2 separate regions of the Homo sapiens genome follow, and region 1 is linked to region 2. A link is a loop called in an ENCODE intact Hi-C map of the cell type or tissue named here. Cell type or tissue: heart right ventricle. All regions are shown on one strand. Each heading gives the region's core, and the rest is flanking DNA. Links, peaks and the distances in the headings are about the cores only.

Evidence for each region. A loop is a pair of places that touch in the nucleus more often than their neighbours do. Peaks named below come from ENCODE experiments on the same cell type or tissue, not always from the same donor. Only the 100,000 strongest peaks of a DNase experiment are listed, where the experiment ranks them.
Region 1: it touches region 2 in a loop (5-fold over the local background); 89 of 110 quality-filtered maps call a loop at or near these places.

What each region holds. Positions count from the first base shown.
Region 1 is chr17:34,415,050-34,424,467 of GRCh38, forward strand. No RefSeq gene overlaps it. Among named protein-coding and RNA genes, the nearest start is that of CCL1, 57 kb to the left of the region's middle. In heart right ventricle, for the core only: CTCF peaks have their summits at 5,407 (motif pointing right) and 5,615; a DNase peak (open chromatin) is centred at 5,432; H3K27me3 peaks cover 6,877 bases.
Region 2 is chr17:34,633,006-34,642,423 of GRCh38, forward strand. It overlaps TMEM132E (transmembrane protein 132E), which reads left to right. Exons shown (of 9, transcript NM_001304438.2): 7 at 1,794-2,082; 8 at 3,002-3,193; 9 at 4,172-6,313. The coding sequence ends at 5,227. Among named protein-coding and RNA genes, the nearest start is that of TMEM132E, 58 kb to the left of the region's middle. In heart right ventricle, for the core only: CTCF peaks have their summits at 5,431 (motif pointing left) and 5,631; a DNase peak (open chromatin) is centred at 5,416; H3K4me3 peaks cover 799 bases; H3K27me3 peaks cover 7,034 bases.

The sequences.
Region 1 (9,418 bases), core at 665-8,664, 220 kb before region 2:
AGTCTGTCTCTGAGTGACAAATCACACTTTCTCTCACCCTACAAGCCTCAGACCTCCTGAGCAGTTGGGTTGAAATTTCATAATGTATCCAGATGATTCTATCATGATGTCTGCAGGTTATGTGTAGTGTTTGTGTGTGAGGAGCAAAAAGTGGGGTGCACTGATCCAAAAATTCTTCTCCAGGGCTTATGCCCCTTGCCTTTGCCTTGGGAGTGATTCTTGGTAACCAGGGGAGGGCCTTGTACCCGGACTTGAGGGACGGCTGGAGAGGAGTCTCAATGGGAGGCCCACCCAGCCAACCATGAGAGACCCTGGTACACATGTTATCAGTATTCTCTCTAATATGCCAGCCCAGTTGCAATGGCAGATGATCAATGGATTGCTTGGCTGCCTGGCCACCCTCTAGCCCACACCTTTCTTCTCTGGACATGGACTCATACTTTCCCTTCTCCCCTTGGAATGGTCCCTTTTCATTCAGGCTTGGAATTTGGATTGAGATTGTGCGACAAAGACTGCTCTCTGCTCACCAAAATCTGTGCTCCCTACTTCTTCCCAGCTGCATAGCTAGACTGTTTTCCCAGCCTCTCTCTCTCTTTTTTTATTTTTGAGATGGAGTTTTGCTCTGTTGCCCAGGCTAGAGTGCAGTGGCGTGATCTGGGCTCACTGCAACCTCTGCCTCCTGGGTTCAAGTGATTCTCCTGCCTCAGCCTCCCATGTAGCTGGGATTACAGGTGCACGCCACCATGCCCGACTAATTTTTGTATTTTTAGTAGACATGGGGTGTTACCATGTTGGCCAGGCTGGTCATGAACTCCTGATCTTAAGTGATCCTCCTGCCTCAGCCTCCCAAAGTGCTGGGATTACAGGCGTGAGCCACTGCACCCGGCCTGTATTCCCAGTCTCTCTTGAAGTCACATGTAGCCTTGTGACTAAGTTCTGCCCTGACCCATGGGAGAGGAGCAGAAATCAGTGCCACTTCCAGGACTGCCCTATACACAACCCCCACTTGACTCCTCTTTGTTCGTATTCCTCTCTGGGCTGCCTGAAATAAAGACAACCTTGGGGTCACCTTGGAAGCCCTTAGCTAAAGGTGGCAAAGCAGCCAGCAGCCTGGGACCCAGAGACAACTTGAAGGACAGTGCCCTGCTGACCTGAGGCAAGAAACAAGCATCTATAGCAGAATAAATCCTCTCACATAGGCAAGAAACATAGTTCTGTAGCATCTGAGCCTCTACATTGGGTTCTATTTGTTACAGCAGCAAGAATTACCCTAACTCACTCAGATGGCAAACAGTTTAAACTGTGGCCATCAGCTTTGACTCTGACTGAATCCTTCTTTGCTGTGACCATTAGAAACATGATGCTATTATACACTTGGGTCTCGCCAGCCAGGGAGAATTGGTGGCTGTTTGAATGGCAGCCTCCTCGGGCTACAGAAAGAAAAACATGGTGTCACACAAAATGCTGTAGGAACTACAAGACAAGAAGATCCATCCCTGTGCTACCTGGGCTATGATCTGCTAGGCCCATATGAGCTGCACGCTGTCCCAAAGGTCAAGACCAGCTCTGAGTGACTGGGCAGCAGAGACAGGGAAGGCAGCTTGCTGGGAGGCCCACCCAGCCAGCTCAACAGCAGGTGCCATTTTGCTTGTGGCTGGCGTATAGAGTTCTCTTCTTAGAAAGGGACCATTTCAGTTAAATGTAATAAATATCCTCTTAAGTAACACATAGTTGAAATTCTTATTTTGCTTTCAGGGCCTGAAATTGGTTAACAGAACAATTCACATAAGTCACAAAGTAGGGGATAACTCAGTACCTGGACTGGAGCCAAATTCCCCTGGAGCTGTGCAGCATTTTAGAGAGGAGACCTGGGTAGCCTTTATGGGGACTTCTCTTTGGGATAGGAGGGGGATGTGTTTGCAGGACTCTTCAGGTCCAAAATGCTGTGCTTCTGAGACAAGAGTCTTTCCCCAAATAGAGCGGCAGCTGTTGTTTTGTGTTTCCTTCTCCCTCCAGGATCCATTCCCTTTTCTTGTAACTAATGCCCCACACACGCTTTGCAGGAATCACCTCTCCTAACCTATGGGCTCTGGGACAAATGAGCTAACCCCAGCTCCACGCACAAAGTATTTTATCCAAGCTCTCTGAGCTTAAGGTGAGGCCATGTCTCTGGTGATTGATTATTTCAGGAGAGAGTGAGCAATCTAAGTTAGTCCAATCGGAGTGAATTCTGGGGCTTATGTAGGAGGTACCAGAGAGAAAACTTTGCTCTTTTCTGCAGGCCTGGAAACAGGCACGCTGAAACTGATCTACAACCATTTTGCCAGTATGTAGGGCTTGAGGATTGAGCCAACAGAACCAGGCTGAGAGGCAGTATAAATCCAGGCCCTGATCACATTACTTAAGCACATGGATCCAGTTACACCTGAAGCTAGAGACTTTTCAGGTTATTGAACCAATACATTTCATTTTTAATCAATATAATTTTGGAGGTAATTTTTTTTTCACTCACTTTCAGTGGAAAGAGTGTCCTGGCTAATGGGACAAATTTTAATGGAATTGTCTTGGGAAAGAACTCATGGGTTCTAAGGGAGTAAGTGAGAATAAGAAATCATCATAGACTTCAGGAAAGGTTGCAGAAAGAGGAAAGGGGATCTGTTAGCTCTCTGCCTAGGACCCCCACAAGCCTGGGTCAACCATGGCAGAGCCAACCATAAGAGACCCTGGCACACATGTTACCACTATTCTCTCTAATATGCCAGCCTGTAGACATGTTAAAAGTATTCTCTCTAATATGCCAGCCCAGGAAAATTATCCTAAACATTCAAAGCCATCTTACATGAAGCTGTTCTTTGAAGCATTGCGTGTAACAGTGAAAAATTGAAAACAGTCTAAATGTCCAACAATCAGGGGTCGGTTCAGTGAGCTTGTTGCCTTCAGAACAGCATTTATGAAGTACGTGTAATAACATGGAAAACACTTATGATAGTGTGAGTGAAATCAGGATATGGAGAATTTGTACAGTCAGTATGAACTCAACTATGTGAAAAAGGGGGAAAAAAGAATTACAAGCAGGCAAAACAAAGAAAAGTAAATGTACCCAAAAGTTAATGCTTGGCAAGCGGGATAATTTTTTCTTTCTACTTTGCTTTATTTTCTAAACTTTTGTAAGTGTTATTTTTACAATGGAATAAAATTCTGCGTAATGTTAGCTGTTGGCGATGTTGTACACAGACAGTGTAATGTACGTGGATGGATAGTTTTTGAAGTAAAGGAGGAATGAGGGTGTATGACTGCTCCTCTGCCAGGCATCCAATCGGGTTCCAGGTGTTTCACTGTAGCTGGATGACCTGTGGCAAATCCATTTGTCTCTCCAGACCTCAGCACTCTCCTCTGTCAATGAAAAGGCTTCAGAATAGATGTCCCAGAAACAGACCCAAATAATATCATAATGTCCAGGTTCTGCCCCCGCATACTCAGCCTTGTACTTGCCCAAGGAATTCACCTCTCTGAACTTCAGTCCCATTCATGGGGACCATCTCCCCACTTTGCCCTGCCTGTGGGTACACACTCTTTAAGCTGTAAATCACTATACATAGCTGGGAGTTTGTCTTGTTAGCCATGCTGCTCCCGCTCAGGCCTGCCTCAGCCCATCTGCTGTCATTTCTGCCCACTCGAGTTAAGCCATCTGCAAATAGCAAGAGAGTGTTCTCTCTGATGGCTCTTGGGGCTGCGCCCTTTCTGCTTTTTCTGTGGCAAAGCCTGTTTGCCCTCTCTCCAGAAACACGGCTGGGCAGACAGGAGCCCTGAACAGCTCCCTCAGACATGTACCAGGCTCTCTCATGCTTGGCTCTGCCATGGTTGACCCAGCCTTGTGGGGGGTCCCAGGCAGAGGGCTAACAGCTCCTTGGGAGTCCACAGCTGTATGGTCCAATACAGTCCATAGATTTCAGCAGTGGTCTTGATGACCCATGCCCCGAAGCACTGCCTTCTCTAAGTGGATAGACTTGTTCTCATTTCATTAAAGACCCAGGTCCTGGGAAGAGAAAGTGGCCCCTACTAGCTGATCACTGAGGCACTGAGTCATGACAATCTGGCTGCAGAATCCACTCCTCAAGGGGGTTCAGGATTAGAATGTGCAAGAACATAGGAGGTGAGAGCCTGAGAGGCCTTTGGAGACAATCTGGTCCACCTGCTCCTGGGACAGATGGAGAAACCAAAGCCAGAAAGAGCTGTGATGTGCCCTAGGTCACATAGCTGTCAGCAGCAGAGTTCAGACAGAAGCCCATCCTCCTGCCTGACCCCTACCCCTGGCTTGTGCACACAACCCAATCATTACCTCTGTCTGAGAGGGTAGGAGGAGGAAGGCCCAGCAGAGGCCCAGAGAGGCCAGATCATCTCTCCAGGCCTCCGTGCCTTGGAAGGGAGAGTTCTCGTGTCTCCTTATCCCTACCCATAGCCCTTGGCCCTATTGTCTCCAGTGCTTCCTGAAGACTGGGATTATGGGAGGCAAAGCACTGGGCGGGTTGCTCTAGACATCTGCCCCTGGGTCTTTATGGCAGCCTCTCCTCTGGCCTCTCTGAGGCAAGACTATTCTTCCTCATCCTGTTTGCCCGGAGCCTGCCGGGCACAAGGTGGCCATAGATTCTATCTTCCAAACTGGGACACATTGAAGCCCAGAGGGGACTCAATGAATAGTTATGCGGGAACACCTTGTGTAAACTGAGGCTGCCCCAGATACACCTGGACCTGTGCTTTTCCTGGCCAAGCCAGGTTCTTTTGTGACATGATTTGAGTAATGTTTCCATCATCTATTTTTTCATCCCTCTTCTTTCTACCTGGCTAATCTCTACTCGTCCTTCAAGACAAGTTGAAACCTCACAGTTTCTAAGAATTATAGCCTTCCTTACGGCCCAAAAACAAGTTTAATTCCTTTTGCCTCTGCATCCAAACGGCTTGGCTAATACCTTTATTATAGCACCTGACACCTTTTCTTGGATCACAGCTTCTCAACCCTGGCACTTATTGACATTTTGGGCCAGATAATTCCTTGTTGCAGGAAGATGTCCTGCGCATCACAGAATCTTTTGTAACATTCCTGGCCTCTACCCACCAGATGCCAGTAGCAACCCACCCTACCCCCATCTGATTGTAACAACTGAAAAAATGTCTCCAGATACTAACCAAATCATCCCCAGCTGAGAGCCACTGTCTAAATGTTGTGTTTGTGCGTCTTTTTTTACACTATGTGGTGATTTCTGAGAGAGTATTTTATCATCTTCTGTGCTTGTCAGTTCCCAGCACATAGTAGGTGCTTAGTAGAAACTGTCTGCTGAATGAATGAGTGACTTGAACAAGAAGAAACGCAGAAAGGTGGCTAGGGTGCCAGCTCGGTTGGATGCATTCTCAGTCATGACCACTAGAGGGCAGAAAAGGCCTGCCAAAAGCACACAACGGAGTCCAGGAAAGAGGAGATCCCAATGCCAGAGCCAGGGGTCCTTGCCTGGCTCTTGGGGCTGCGGTGACAGGGCCACAGTCTCTCCTGCTAGTTCCTTGTCATCTCCCCGATCTATAAATATTGCTGTTCCCAGGGCTCAGTGCTCAGACCTATTCTCTATTTCCTATCTATTCTCCTTGTGTGTTCTCATCTAGGATCATGATTTTAAAAATCATCTACATGCTGATAACTCCCAAATTTATATATCTAGCCCACACATCTCTTAAATGCCATACATGTATTTCAATCACCTACCTGAATCTCCATGTGAAGATCTAATTAATAGGCCTCTGAAGCTTAACACAGCCAAACTTGAACTCCTGGGATCCTTCCCTTCCCTCCTCCCCAAACTCACTCTATCCCAGTCCTTACCATCTCAGCAAATGGTGACTCCATCCTTCCAATGGTCCAGGCCTAAAACCTTGGCCTCACTTTTCCTCTCACTAACCTATATTCAGTCTGTCAGCAGATACTCCAGGCTCTACCTCTAACCCGCATGAGCATCTTATCTGCGCTAACACCTTGGTGCAGGCCACCATCATCTGTCACCTGGGCTATCTATGGCAGCAGCCTCCAAACTGATCCCCTGATTTCACCTCTTGCCCTTTGTCTATTCTCACGGCAGCTGAAGGAATCCTAAGCCATGAGGACTCTGGTCCTACCACTTCTCTAGTGAAGAGTCTGCTAATGGCTTCCATCTCTCTCAGACAATGACCAAAAATCTTACAAGGCCAACAGGGCCCACCATGCTCCACTCCCTCCATCATCGCCTCTCTGACATCTCCAACAACCCCCAGCCCACACCCCAGCATGCTGGTTCCCTCTTCCTCCAGACACGCCAGGCACAAGCCCGCTTCATGTTTATTCCTGATGTTCCATGGACCTTCCCCAGCTTCCCCTCCCAGCCCTGTTTCTTGGCTTATTTTCTTCCATAGCAGTTATGGCAAACTGATCTACTAGATGTTGTAGTTTCTTATCTGTTGCCTTTCTATGTCCAATTGTGGTCTCACTAGGGAAAGGGATTTTTTTTTTTAGTCTAATTTGTCCACTGCTGTCTCTCCAGGGCACGGCACACAGTAAGTGATCAATAAGTAGTTATGGAGTGATGAATGAGTGAATGAAGAGAGTGAGTTCCGACAAATCCTGAGTTTACTAGGGAGAAATCCAGTCTCAGCCCAGTTGGCTTTCCTAAGAAGATCTTCCAAGAAAGAGTTGACTTTGTCCAAAACAGAACAGAGAATTTCCCTGGAGTTTGAGAAAAGTGGAGGGAGGGAGACTGACAGTTATTGGACACCTATTAGGGTTAAGAGGATGGACTCTGGAGCCCAACACATTGGGCTTAAATCCCAGTTTCACCGCTTACTTCCTGTGGGACTGCAGTTAAGTCCGTTAATATCTTCATGCCTCAGTTTCACAACTGGAAATTGAGGATAGTAACAATACTAGCCTGGTAGGGCTGTTATGAGGATTAAGTGAGTTGATATATGCAAAGCACCCAGAATAATGATTGACACTTAGTAAGAGCTCTCTAAGGATCAGTTACCACTGTTGTGTGCTTTACATATCCCATTTGATGCTTATAATAATGCTGTTGGGTAAATAATGTTACTAGCCCATTTTGCAGGTGAGAATGTTGACACTCAAAGGCAAACAGTTGCTTATCCGAGACCTCACAGCTAGTGAGAGGTGACCGCAGTGCAGCTCTTTCTGACTTCATTCCCATCAAAAAGGGTGTGGGTGTCCCCTGAGCTTCTCCTTCCTCTCATCCCTCACTCTGTTTTCTGCTGCTGCCACCACCATCAAGGTGGCCTGTGCTTAACAGCCCCTGCTTTTTAACTCCTGCCCAAGGGAGAACACAAACTCTTTCCGACTCTACTAGCACCAGCAAAGCAGGCTGCATCTTAAAGAGAACTGTGATAAACATCAAAGCAGCCAGATTCCTCAGGTGGGGGATTCTGATCCTAAGCTGATGCCCCCCTCATCCCTCTGTCCCCAGGAAGAAGAGACCACCAGCCCACAGGCAGACAGCACCTGTCCCTGCTGCACTTGGTACCCATCCCCTTCCCAGGCACTCCCCGGCCAACTGAGATTCAGTGGGTCCAAGAGGGAGCTGGAATCAGTATTTTAGCAGGCTCCCAAGGCAATTTTTGTCTTGGGGAAGTTTGAAAAAGACTGGCATAGACCTTAAGGGCATGGACTCTGGAATGAAACTGCCTAGAGTTCAAACTCTAGCTCCATCCTTTCCTGTGTGACCATGGACAGGTTTCTCGACCTCTCTGAATTTCTATTTTCTTCTATGTGAGATGTGGGTAATAAAACTGTCTAGCTTATAGAGTTGAGAGAGGATTAAATGAAATCATGCATGTAAAGTGCTTAACACAATAGCCAGCACTCAACAAACATTATTATGATCAATATTGTTGTTTTTAGTATTATCCAAAGTGAAGCAGCCTAGATTTTCAGATTCCCTTGGACCCAAAGTTCAGTGCAGGTGCCTTCACACCTTTGGAGGGGGGGGAGCTGACACACACCGTCACTCTGGTCATGTCTCCCTGGACCTCACAGACCCCACATAACCAGAACTGCACATGCAGTAGGGTGAGGGGCCAGCTCTGACACTCCAGCCCCTGCACTGAGGTGGGAAGTTACACAGTAGGGTGAGGCCAGCACTGGGCCCAGAGCCTGGCACAAAGCCCAGGTGCCTGGGAGGGCCTGAATAGCACCTCTTTGCCTTAGGGAGCCGGGGCTAGATGCTGCTGACTGGCTCCAAATGCAGCCTCTTTACCTGGAGTCACACAGCCCTTCAGAAAATCAGAGGTGCTCCCCTTCCTGTGTCCATGTGTTCTCATTGTTCAATTCCCACCTATGAGTGAGAACATGCGGTGTTTGGTTTTTTGTCCTTGCGATAGTTTGCTGAGAATGATGGTTTCCAGCTTCATCCATGTCCCTACAAAGGACATGAACTCATCATTTTTTACGGCTGCATAGTATTCCATGGTGTATATGTGCCACATTTTCTTAATCCAGTCTATCATTGTTGGACATTTGGGTCGGTTCCAAGTCTTTGCTATTGTGAATAGTGCCGCAATAAACATACGTGTGCATGTGTCTGTTGTGGGGTGGGGGGAGCGGGGAGGGATAGCATTAGGAGATATACCTAATGTTAAATGACAAGTTGATGGGTGCAGCACACCAACATGGCACATGTATACATATGTAACTAACCTGCATGTTGTGCACACGTACCCTAAAACTTAAAGTATAATAAAAAAAATCAGAGGTGCTGAGGCTCAGAAGGTGCTGACCCCCGCTTTGGGACTGCGTGACACTCGGAAAGAAAACAGAGAGGAACTGACTTCCTGACGGGCATGGAGGCCACCTCCTGCTGCCTCCACCCCCAGGGTGGTGTGCTCTGACTCCGCCCCTCCTTCAGGAAGGGCAGAGGTGACCACTTATTGGGGTGAGACAGTGCAGGGCAGGCAGCCAGGTGGAGCAAAAAGAGTCTCAGACAGGGAGTCAGAGTGGAGACGGAGGGATGGAGGATCAGAGAGTGCGAGAGGGAGAGGAGGGGAGGAGGAGGAAGCAGCCGACGCCCAGCCCCAGCCCGGCATGCAACACTGCCCCTGCAGCCTGCCCGCTTCTCTCCTCTGCTCCTGAGAACGCCTGCCATTCGCTGCTGGGCCATCCTCTCCCTCTAGTCCAGGCGGTTCGCTTATGCTGTTCCCTTAACAGGAACCCGTCTCCTCGCAAACCCTCTTTTACTGACTTGGCTAATTCCTGCTCGTCTCTCGGATTTGGCCTGACATCACGCTCTGGGGAGCCTCCCTGAGTGCTGCCTCCCCCGGTCTGGTTGAGTCTAGTGGGCGACCCCAGCAAGCTGTACACCAGACAACCCCTGCCCTGCCCCCATAACAGTGTTTC
Region 2 (9,418 bases), core at 864-8,863:
TATACATAGTCTGTAGGTTGGTTGTGCAGTCAACAAGCTTTCATTGACCAGCTACTGTGTGCTAGGCACTGGCAAGTGTTTGAGAGATGGGGTGAATGTGGCCAGTGCCTGACCCTGCCAGTCTCTCAGTCCAGCAGGGGAGGAAGGCATGTGCATGCCACAGAACATGGTGGTGGGTGGGAAGCCCCGTGTGCAGGGAATCAAGTGGCACAAGGAGAGAACCCCCTCTCCCTCCAGGAGAAGTCAAGGCAGGCTTCCTGGAAGAGACAACTCTTGAGCTAAGTCTTAAAGGATGAACTGAAAGGAGTTGGCTGGGGAGACAGGTTAAGAGACTGCCTGCAGTCAGGCAGACAAAATGAAGCAGACACACCTGTACACATGTGTCCCAGCCTGGGCACACCAAGGGCACACTAGTGAGTGCATGAGTGCAGACACACTGTGACTCATACCCAGGCTCCCTTGCGGGCTTGTAGGCTCAGGCACCTGGGTGCCCATACGTGGGGCACATACATGTGTACTCACCGCATTCCAATCACCCACTCAGAGCTGCTGGAGAGAAAAGCACAGCAGGGAAGAGAAGAGAGGAAAGTGACAGGCAGCTAAGAGCAGGAGGTGGGCGGGGCTGGAGAGGGAAGCAGGTGGTGAGAGAAACAGGTGGCCAAGTGAGAATTGGGCTGAGTTCAACTCAGAGAGATTTGGAAGAGTAAGGTGTGTAGACCAGTGCCTCTCAAACTTTAATGTGTACACGAATCACCTGGGGATCTCAGTAAAATGCAGATTCTGACTGGGCAGGTCTGGGGTAAAGCCTGTGATTCTGCATTTCTCACCAGCTCCTGGGTGATAGCGATACTGCTTTGAGTAGCAAGGATGTAGCGGACTCTGAAGCCAGACAGCCTGGTTTAAGTCCTGCCTCTGCTATTTACTAGCTGTGTAAACTTGGGCTACTTACATAACCACTCTGTGCCTCCATCTCCGTATCTGTAAAATGGGCACAATAACACCTGCCTCATAGGATTTTTGTGAGGAATAAATTAATGAACCCAGGTAAAAGAATGCTCTGTGTGAATGAATATTCTGGTTGCTTGATCCTCCAGTACACTAACAAAGCACTAGCTACAGAGAAAAACACTTGGCTTTCTCACCAAAGCACACCTTCCTGGCAGTAAACCTCTCAATTTTAGCATTTTTTGCAACGTGCACAGGCTGAGAATTTCCCAAATCATCAAGTCCAGGTTCCCTTTTGCTTAACAGTTTATTTATGTGTCTCTCTCCTCTCACATTTGACTAAAAGCAGCAAGAGGAAACCAGGCCACGATTTCCACACCTTGCTTGGAAATCTCCTCAGTTAAATGTCCGAGTTCATCACCTACAGGTCCTGCTTAGTTTCCACACAACTGCAGGACACAATTCAGCTAAGATTTCTGGCATTCTGTAAGAAGGATCACATTTGCTCCAGGTTAGAGCTTAGAACAGTGCCAGGCACAAACTTAGTACTGAAGAAGAGGCAGCAGTTGCTGTTAGGATTTGACGCCAGCTATTCCTAGGCTTGGCTTAAGCCAAGAAGAGGCAGAGAGGGACAGGAGGTAGGGTCAAGAATGTACTTTTCTAGGAGAGAAAAGGCTGGGACTCCTGGTTCCCAACTTAGAGATGGAAGGCATGAGCCATAGAGGAAGCTTGCTTTTGCAGAGCTTCTGGGAAGCTGGGAGGACCCAACAGGGCAAGGGTGCGGGGTGTGTACTGTGCAGGTCAGAGTCCAGGTGAGAAGCCTTCAGCATGGCATGTCCCCACCCCAGGTCAGTCCGGGAAAGCGAGGATGAGGATGAGGAGGAGGAGGAGCGGCGGCAGAGTGCAAGCCGTGGCTGCACCCTGCAGTACCAGCATGCCACCCTGCAGGTCTTCACCCAGTTCCACACGACATCATCCGAGGGCACTGACCAGGTGGTCACCATGTTAGGCCCGGACTGGCTGGTGGAGGTCACCGACCTAGTCAGTGACTTCATGCGGGTGGGCGATCCCCGAGTGGCACACATGGTGGACAGCAGCACGCTGGCAGGACTGGAGCCAGGCACCACCCCCTTTAAGGTAGGTATGGGCTCTGTCCCAGCACAAAGGGGCAGTGTCGGGAGCCTTATTTACCTGTGGGTGCAGAACTCAGATTTTCCTAACCCCAACTGGCCCCCAGAACACTCTTCCCTGCCTGCCCCTTGTCTGAAATTCCAAGGTCAGGCTCTTTTAGCTTCATCTTGGTAAAAGTTCTCACTCCAAGTTGTATCAACCTTTATCAATCCTCAGTGTGGGTGACTCAAGCAGACCCCTCCCTGAGAGCAGAGGGGGAGCAGGTGAGAGTCAGCCAGCCTAGAGTCCAGGAAGGTGCATTTGGTGATCTAGGAACTCAACTTTGACCTTTCCTGACTTGTTTCTACCCTGACAATTGGGTGTCTGGATAGAAATCATCTACCTAAGAAACTGTTGTGATCTGTGGGCTAGAATCTGCCTGCAGACATATCTTCTTTGTAAAACAATTGATCCAATGTGTTTTAAATTGGGAGATTTCTCATTTAAAAAATATATAGAGATTTCTGGTTTCACAAAAAATGAATCTGGTAACAATCAGCTAAAGCCAGTATTGGTGCCTCCTATACACGAGAATGAGTTCCCTCATTTTCTAAGTTGTCGCCACTCCCTTTTGTCTCCCTGACATTGAGGTTGCACATCAATTGCTACTAGTCACCATGCGGGGGTTGTTGTTTTCCTTAGAATTGGCCCACCTCTCTCATTTGTGTTCCCGCCTGGCTCCTGTGAGCCCCCGACCCTCTCATGACCTCTGGACACTGGTTCCTGGTTGCAGACCTGAGGCAGAGCTGCGAAGTCCTGCCTCCCAGCCTGCCTCACCCTTCAGGCCCCTCTTCCAGCAGTGCTGGGATTTCTCCCTAGCTGGGGGTCTTGGGCAGGGGGGTGTGCTTTCCTGGTTCTCTCCCACCCCGGTCCCGCTCTGCCTCAGGTGGTGTCTCCGCTGACGGAGGCTGTGCTCGGGGAGACGCTGCTGACGGTGACTGAGGAGAAGGTCAGCATCACACAGCTTCAGGCCCAGGTGGTGGCCAGCCTGGCCCTCTCCCTGCGGCCCAGCCCTGGGAGCAGCCACACCATCCTAGCCACCACAGCTGCCCAACAGACCTTGAGCTTCCTCAAGCAGGTAACTGGCTCCTTGGCCCACCAGCCAGGGAGTTGGTGGTATGGAAGGAGAACTTGGGGGCTCTGCTTTGCCCTAGCACCAAGAGTCCCCATATTAGGGCTTTAGGAAATGGAGGATCTCTGCCCTCCATGCCCTGCACAACTGCCCACCCTATGGCCACAACATCTACATGGGAGGTCAGAGCAAGGTCTTGCTTGCTGCTCTTGCCACCTGAGATGTTCCCTCTGAGGGTCTCCCTCCTGGATTCACAGAGGGCTGTCACCTCCACATCACCCCCAGGAAGTACCCTCACTCAACTCTGGAGCCCCAAGTATACACCACAGGCATAGCCACAGGATGAAAGTGGAAAGGTGACAGATGAGAGTCCTGGGGAGTGAGGAGGTGACAGGTGAGAGTCCTGGGGAGTGAGGAGGTGAGCATCAAGTGCTGAGCCCGGAGTTAGGACACGGGTCCTCTGTCCCTAACTCACTCCATCACCCCAAGGCAATCACTTCTCTCTGAACCCTGCTTCCTCATCTGGAGGGAGGGCAATCCTCAGAAGGTTTTAGCCAACAGGCAGAAGTGGGGAGGGGGTGTGTATTCTCAACAGCCTGTTGTCTGATGGGGGTAAGCCCAAGGTTAGGCATGGAGATATGGAGCTATTCCAGCAGCAGAAGGGACTTGAATTAGACCCAAGGCAAAACTTACCTTTAGGTTATCCAGGGGAGAAGGGTGAAGTGGACAAGGGCATCCTCAGAGCAGTATGAGGCCTGGATGCCATGGTCTGGGATTTACCCTCCCCACACCCTGTGAGGAGGACTCTCACTTGAACAGTAGTTCCTGAATGCCCGCCACAGGTCACAGGCACAGTTCCAGTGCTGAGAATACAGCAGGGAGCCAGAGACCCGTGGTCCCTGCCCCTACAGAGCCCAGGATCTAGCAGGAAGCCAGCTGAACCAGCTCTTTGACTCCTATCCCCTCCTTCTCCTTCTCCTCCAGGAAGCCCTACTGAGCCTCTGGCTCTCCTACAGTGATGGCACCACAGCCCCACTCTCCCTCTACAGCCCACGAGACTATGGACTGCTAGTGAGCAGCCTGGATGAGCATGTGGCCACTGTGACCCAGGACCGGGCCTTCCCTCTGGTAGTGGCTGAGGCCGAGGGGTCAGGGGAGCTGCTTCGCGCAGAGCTAACCATCGCTGAGAGCTGCCAGAAAACCAAACGCAAGAGTGTGCTCGCCACGACCCCTGTGGGCCTGCGGGTGCACTTTGGGAGGGACGAGGAGGACCCCACTTATGACTACCCGGGCCCCAGCCAACCAGGGCCCGGCGGGGGCGAGGACGAGGCCCGGGGAGCTGGCCCGCCGGGCTCTGCGCTACCCGCACCGGAGGCTCCAGGCCCGGGCACCGCCAGCCCCGTCGTGCCACCCACAGAAGACTTCCTGCCGCTGCCCACCGGCTTCCTGCAGGTGCCACGGGGTCTGACAGACCTGGAGATCGGCATGTACGCGCTGCTGGGCGTCTTCTGCCTCGCCATCCTCGTCTTCCTCATCAACTGCATCGTTTTTGTGCTGCGCTACCGGCACAAGCGCATCCCGCCCGAGGGCCAGACCAGCATGGACCACTCTCACCACTGGGTGTTCCTGGGCAACGGGCAGCCGCTGCGGGTGCAAGGAGAGCTGTCGCCGCCAGCAGGCAACCCGCTGGAAACCGTGCCCGCCTTCTGCCACGGCGACCACCACAGCAGCGGCAGCTCGCAGACCAGCGTCCAGAGCCAGGTGCACGGCAGGGGCGACGGCTCCTCGGGCGGCTCAGCCCGAGACCAAGCCGAGGACCCCGCCAGCTCGCCCACCTCCAAGCGCAAGCGGGTCAAGTTCACCACCTTCACCACGCTGCCGTCAGAGGAGCTGGCCTATGACTCGGTGCCCGCGGGCGAAGAGGACGAGGAGGAGGAAGAGGACCTGGGTTGGGGCTGCCCGGATGTGGCGGGCCCCACGCGGCCCACTGCACCCCCGGACCTGCACAATTACATGCGCAGAATCAAAGAGATTGCATAGAGGCGCCAGCCGGAGTAGCAGGGACCCCCCCCCCCAACGGGGTCAGCTCGGGGTAGGACACAGCCGGGACCCCGGTTCACACTGACTCTGGGCGGCTGAATTGATTTTGTACTCCCTGCCCCTGCAGCTTGGCTCCGTGCGGAGCGGGCCGCCTCAGTGTCTGGGCCTTCCCTCGCCTCACGCCATTACCCTCTTCTGCCCCCTGCAGGTGGAGGGCTCTTCCTCCAGTGGCTCGTAAGGAGGAAAGCAACCCCAGCCTCTGTTCTGCCCTTTCCAAACCTCCTCCCATCTTAAGCAACCCCCTGCCCCAAGAGTGAGGCAAGGAGGTCCAGCTTGGGGTCAGGTGGGCCCACGCTGTGTCCCGGGCCCGCCTCCCGTCCCCCGTGTCGTCCCCCTGTGCAGGGGGTTCTGTGGGGGTCTTGTGTCACAGGCTGCACAAAGACTTTCCTCAAACTAATATTCAGGGATTTCTGTCCTGCAGGGTGGGGAGGTGGCAGCTGCCTGCCCTGCCAAGGATCTTGCTGTGGACGAAATATCTGGGGGTTAGGGGGACAGTTGTAGCATCTGCTGGCATTCGGGTGCCTCCCAGGACCTGGGAGCTGACTCTACAGAGAGGTCTGGTGCCAAGCCAGGCACCTTCCTGAGTTCTCAGGACTCCCACCTCTGCCCCAAGGGCTTTGGGCAGGGACCTAAAGGGGAAAGAGTCCTGGATCCATCTCTAGCCAAATCACACCCCAGAGCCAGAGGCCTGGGGACCTCCTTGCCTTCCCCGTCCCCCACAGCAAGGTCAACACTACTACGCCTTAGCCACCCGTCACCCTGCTGACTGCGACTTCCCTCTGCAGCACAGGGCAGGCAGCCACCTATGCCCCACAAGACGGAACCCGGGAGGGGAGTAGAGGGCACCAGGGAATGCTGTGAGGGACTTCAGGGTGGGCAAATGCAGAAGGGAGCCAGTGTCGCCCCTACCCCATCCCACAGCCATTTTTCTCTCGGGTTCTACCCACCACTGTGTCGGATTTTTCTTAAATAAATGGAAGCGGTCAGACTGGAGGTGGGGGCAGCAGCTCCCATGAACAGAGAGTACATGGTGGCTGGCTCTGTCTCTTCCTTATGTGCATGGGCAAACATACACACATACACAAGCAAGTGCACACATGCACACACACACACTCACACACTGTGGGCACACTACATGACATGAGACCAAAACTCGGCTAGACCAGGCTGTGGTCCCGCTCTTCCTCCCCCAACATGCAGGTCCTTTAAGACCCTCTGGTACTTTGGGATGCCCAGGTCAAGGGATGAAGAATCCGCTGACCCACAAATGTGCCCTTATAAAGAGGTGCTTCCTCTAAGGCTCTGTTCTGATTGGCTCAGGGGAGGGAAGGGCAGGCCTCGGGACTGCAGAGAAAGGTCTTCTGGGGGGCACAGAAAACTAAGGAGAGAGGTGAGAGGGTTGGTGTGCCTACCTGAGTTACTTCAGCTTCCTTCACTGCCCACCTCTCAGAGGTGGCCCTCCCTGTAACCACCTCTCAGGGAATCCTCCCTTCTCTCCCCCTTGCGGCTGATGGAGAAAGCCTGGGGATCTACATGTTAGAAACCAGGCAGGAGAGAGCACAGGCATGTTGGGGTGCCCCTCCCCACCAGTGGGCCGCGGACTAGCTGCATCTTATGCCACACTTGACCTGTGAGTGTGCACACAGCCTGTCATGAGGCCCTGGGAGCCCACACCCCAGCACAGGCAGCAGCCTAGGGGGCACAGGAGCTCAGGCCTGAGAGGGGCAGGAGCTCAGCCAAGGCTACCTGGCCAGCCTCCAGTGCCCATAGACAGGTGGCTCTGGCAGCCACTTTTGGAAAGGAAAGGAACACTAACCAGCATGTGTCCCAGAAGCAGCCAGCAGCAGAACTGGGGCTACACTGGCACCTGCCCAGACATGCTGTTCCCCACTCTGGAAGGAAGCCTGGCCTCCCACAATCATCTGCTCAGCTGATGGTGCAGCCTAGGGTGGTTGTGAGGATTAAATAGGATCATGTATGGAAAGCACTCTGCACAGCTCCCGCAGACAGCATGCCTAGTACAGACAGCTGCGCGTAGAGGATATCAATGAATGGACTTTGGCACAACCAGGTCTTAATTTTCAGGCAAGGCATAGGTCTGAAAGGAAGACTAGAGACTGACCAGCTGTGCCCAAGATACGTTTAGCAACAAAGAACAGGTGCAACTCAGCAGCAAGTAAGGAGCTACCAGAAAGCTGAGCCCAAAGCAGAACCACAGGGGAGCTTGGCGCGGGGGCGGGGGGGGGGTCTCCTTGAGCTCCCAGAACAACAGATATCTGCCATTCAAACACTGCCCTGACTACATACTCCTGGAAGGGTATGGGGGTCTCAGTCATTTTTTAACCCGCTTGTGCTTAACCTGGTGCCTGGAATCAGCAAGTGCTCAACAAATGATTGCCTACCAAATTAAGTCCAAATGCAAACTCTAAATGGCTTTCACATTATCCCATATTGGGGGATTTTGCACACTCTACCACCTTACTTGAGGTTCATCACCTCATCCCCTTGGAGTTCTTATAAGAGAGAGATGAGGAGGGCAGGGATGTGAGTTGAGGAAGAATACCTTACGTTGGGGAAGTGTGCCAGGTGGGGTGGGTTGCTGCTGTGAAACTTGGAACATGGAGCATTTGTTTCTTCAGTGCATTAAGCTCCTGCTACACCCTGGACCCTGATGGGGAGTCTGGGAAGCAAAACTGTGGATCCGTCCTCAAGGAGCCCCCAGCCCCGTAAGGAAGATGGACAAGTCATCTGCCCACTGTCATCTGGGATGATGACAGACCTTTACCCTGGGTTGACAGGGCACAAAGGAGGAGAGGAGAAGACAACTGAAGCTGAGTTTGCTGAGGACAAGGCCAGGGACAGTCCGGTAAGGAGGACAGAAGTTACAGACTCCACACCCTGTGTTTTGCTGCCTGACTTTGCACTTGCTTTCCCTATGCCTGGAACATGAGTCCCTGGTGAGAGGGGAAGCACAGAAAACACACATGCAAAGGCGCAGAGACCAGAGAGGGTGATCGGTCCAGCAAGGATGGGAATCAGGCTCAGACATGAGGTTTAGCTCTTGTGAAGGAAGGAATGATGGAGGGGAAAGAGGATCGGTTAAGAGGATGCTGCAGCAGAAAGCATGAGGCCCTGAGCCAGAGCAGTAGGTACAGAGAGCTGGGAGCAAACTGGTATTCGGCTGCAGAATTCGGCAACTATACATCCCACACAGGGACGATGAGGAGGAGACATGAGCTGCTTGGCTGCAGAGATCTCTTTCCCAGATAAGCTTCGGAGACCAGGCCACCCCAAGGAGAAAAGTGGAATGCTTTTTGCAGGCACCCAGGGTTTCACAAACAGGGAGACGAGGACCTAGAGAGGAGGAGCAATTGGCCCAAAGGCACACAACAAACTCGGAACAGAGCCAGAGCCATGCCTGCTGCCCTGTCCTGTAATTTGTGTCCCTCTCTCCTCATCCCTCACCCCCTGTCCAAATGCGAGAACTCAGAAGCAATTGCAAGAAACGCCAACTCCTGACCCTCGTGGAGTTCAAGCGGGAGCCGGCTTGGTGGGAATGCAGCAGGACATTTAGTTAACAGCCCCTCTGGAATGGCCCCGGTCCTTGCACTCCTCTTTAAAAATTTGTCTTCAACCCCGAAAACGAATCGAGGGACCTTGTAAAGAATAGTTATTGACAAGAGAGCTGCTCAGGGAGCACCAGGGAGCCAGGCCCATGAATCAGTTCGCTAGCAAAATGAGATTTCTCAGACAGCCAGGGCTGGTGAAGGCAGACCAGGAGATTCAGAGGAACCGCCCGGAGCCCACCCTGCCCCAGCCCCAGCCCCACGCTTCCCACTGTCCTCTCCACACCAGCCCTGGACGCTTCTCCATGCTTGTCTTTAACAAACACTAACTTCAGTTCAGTGTGCTCCCCTTAACAGAAGGCTTCAGGGAGTGGGGGGTGGGAAGTGGGGTTGGAGCCCAGTTGAGAAAATGGAAAACACAATAAGTAGGCTAGAGAAGGAAACTCTCATTTGAAGGGTCAAAATGTTCTAAGATAGGTTGGCAGGGACTCCTGGAGTCTGACAGTGCATTTGCCAGGTGACCTTTAGCCAATATGTCACTATTTCTGAGCCCTGGTGTCCCCAT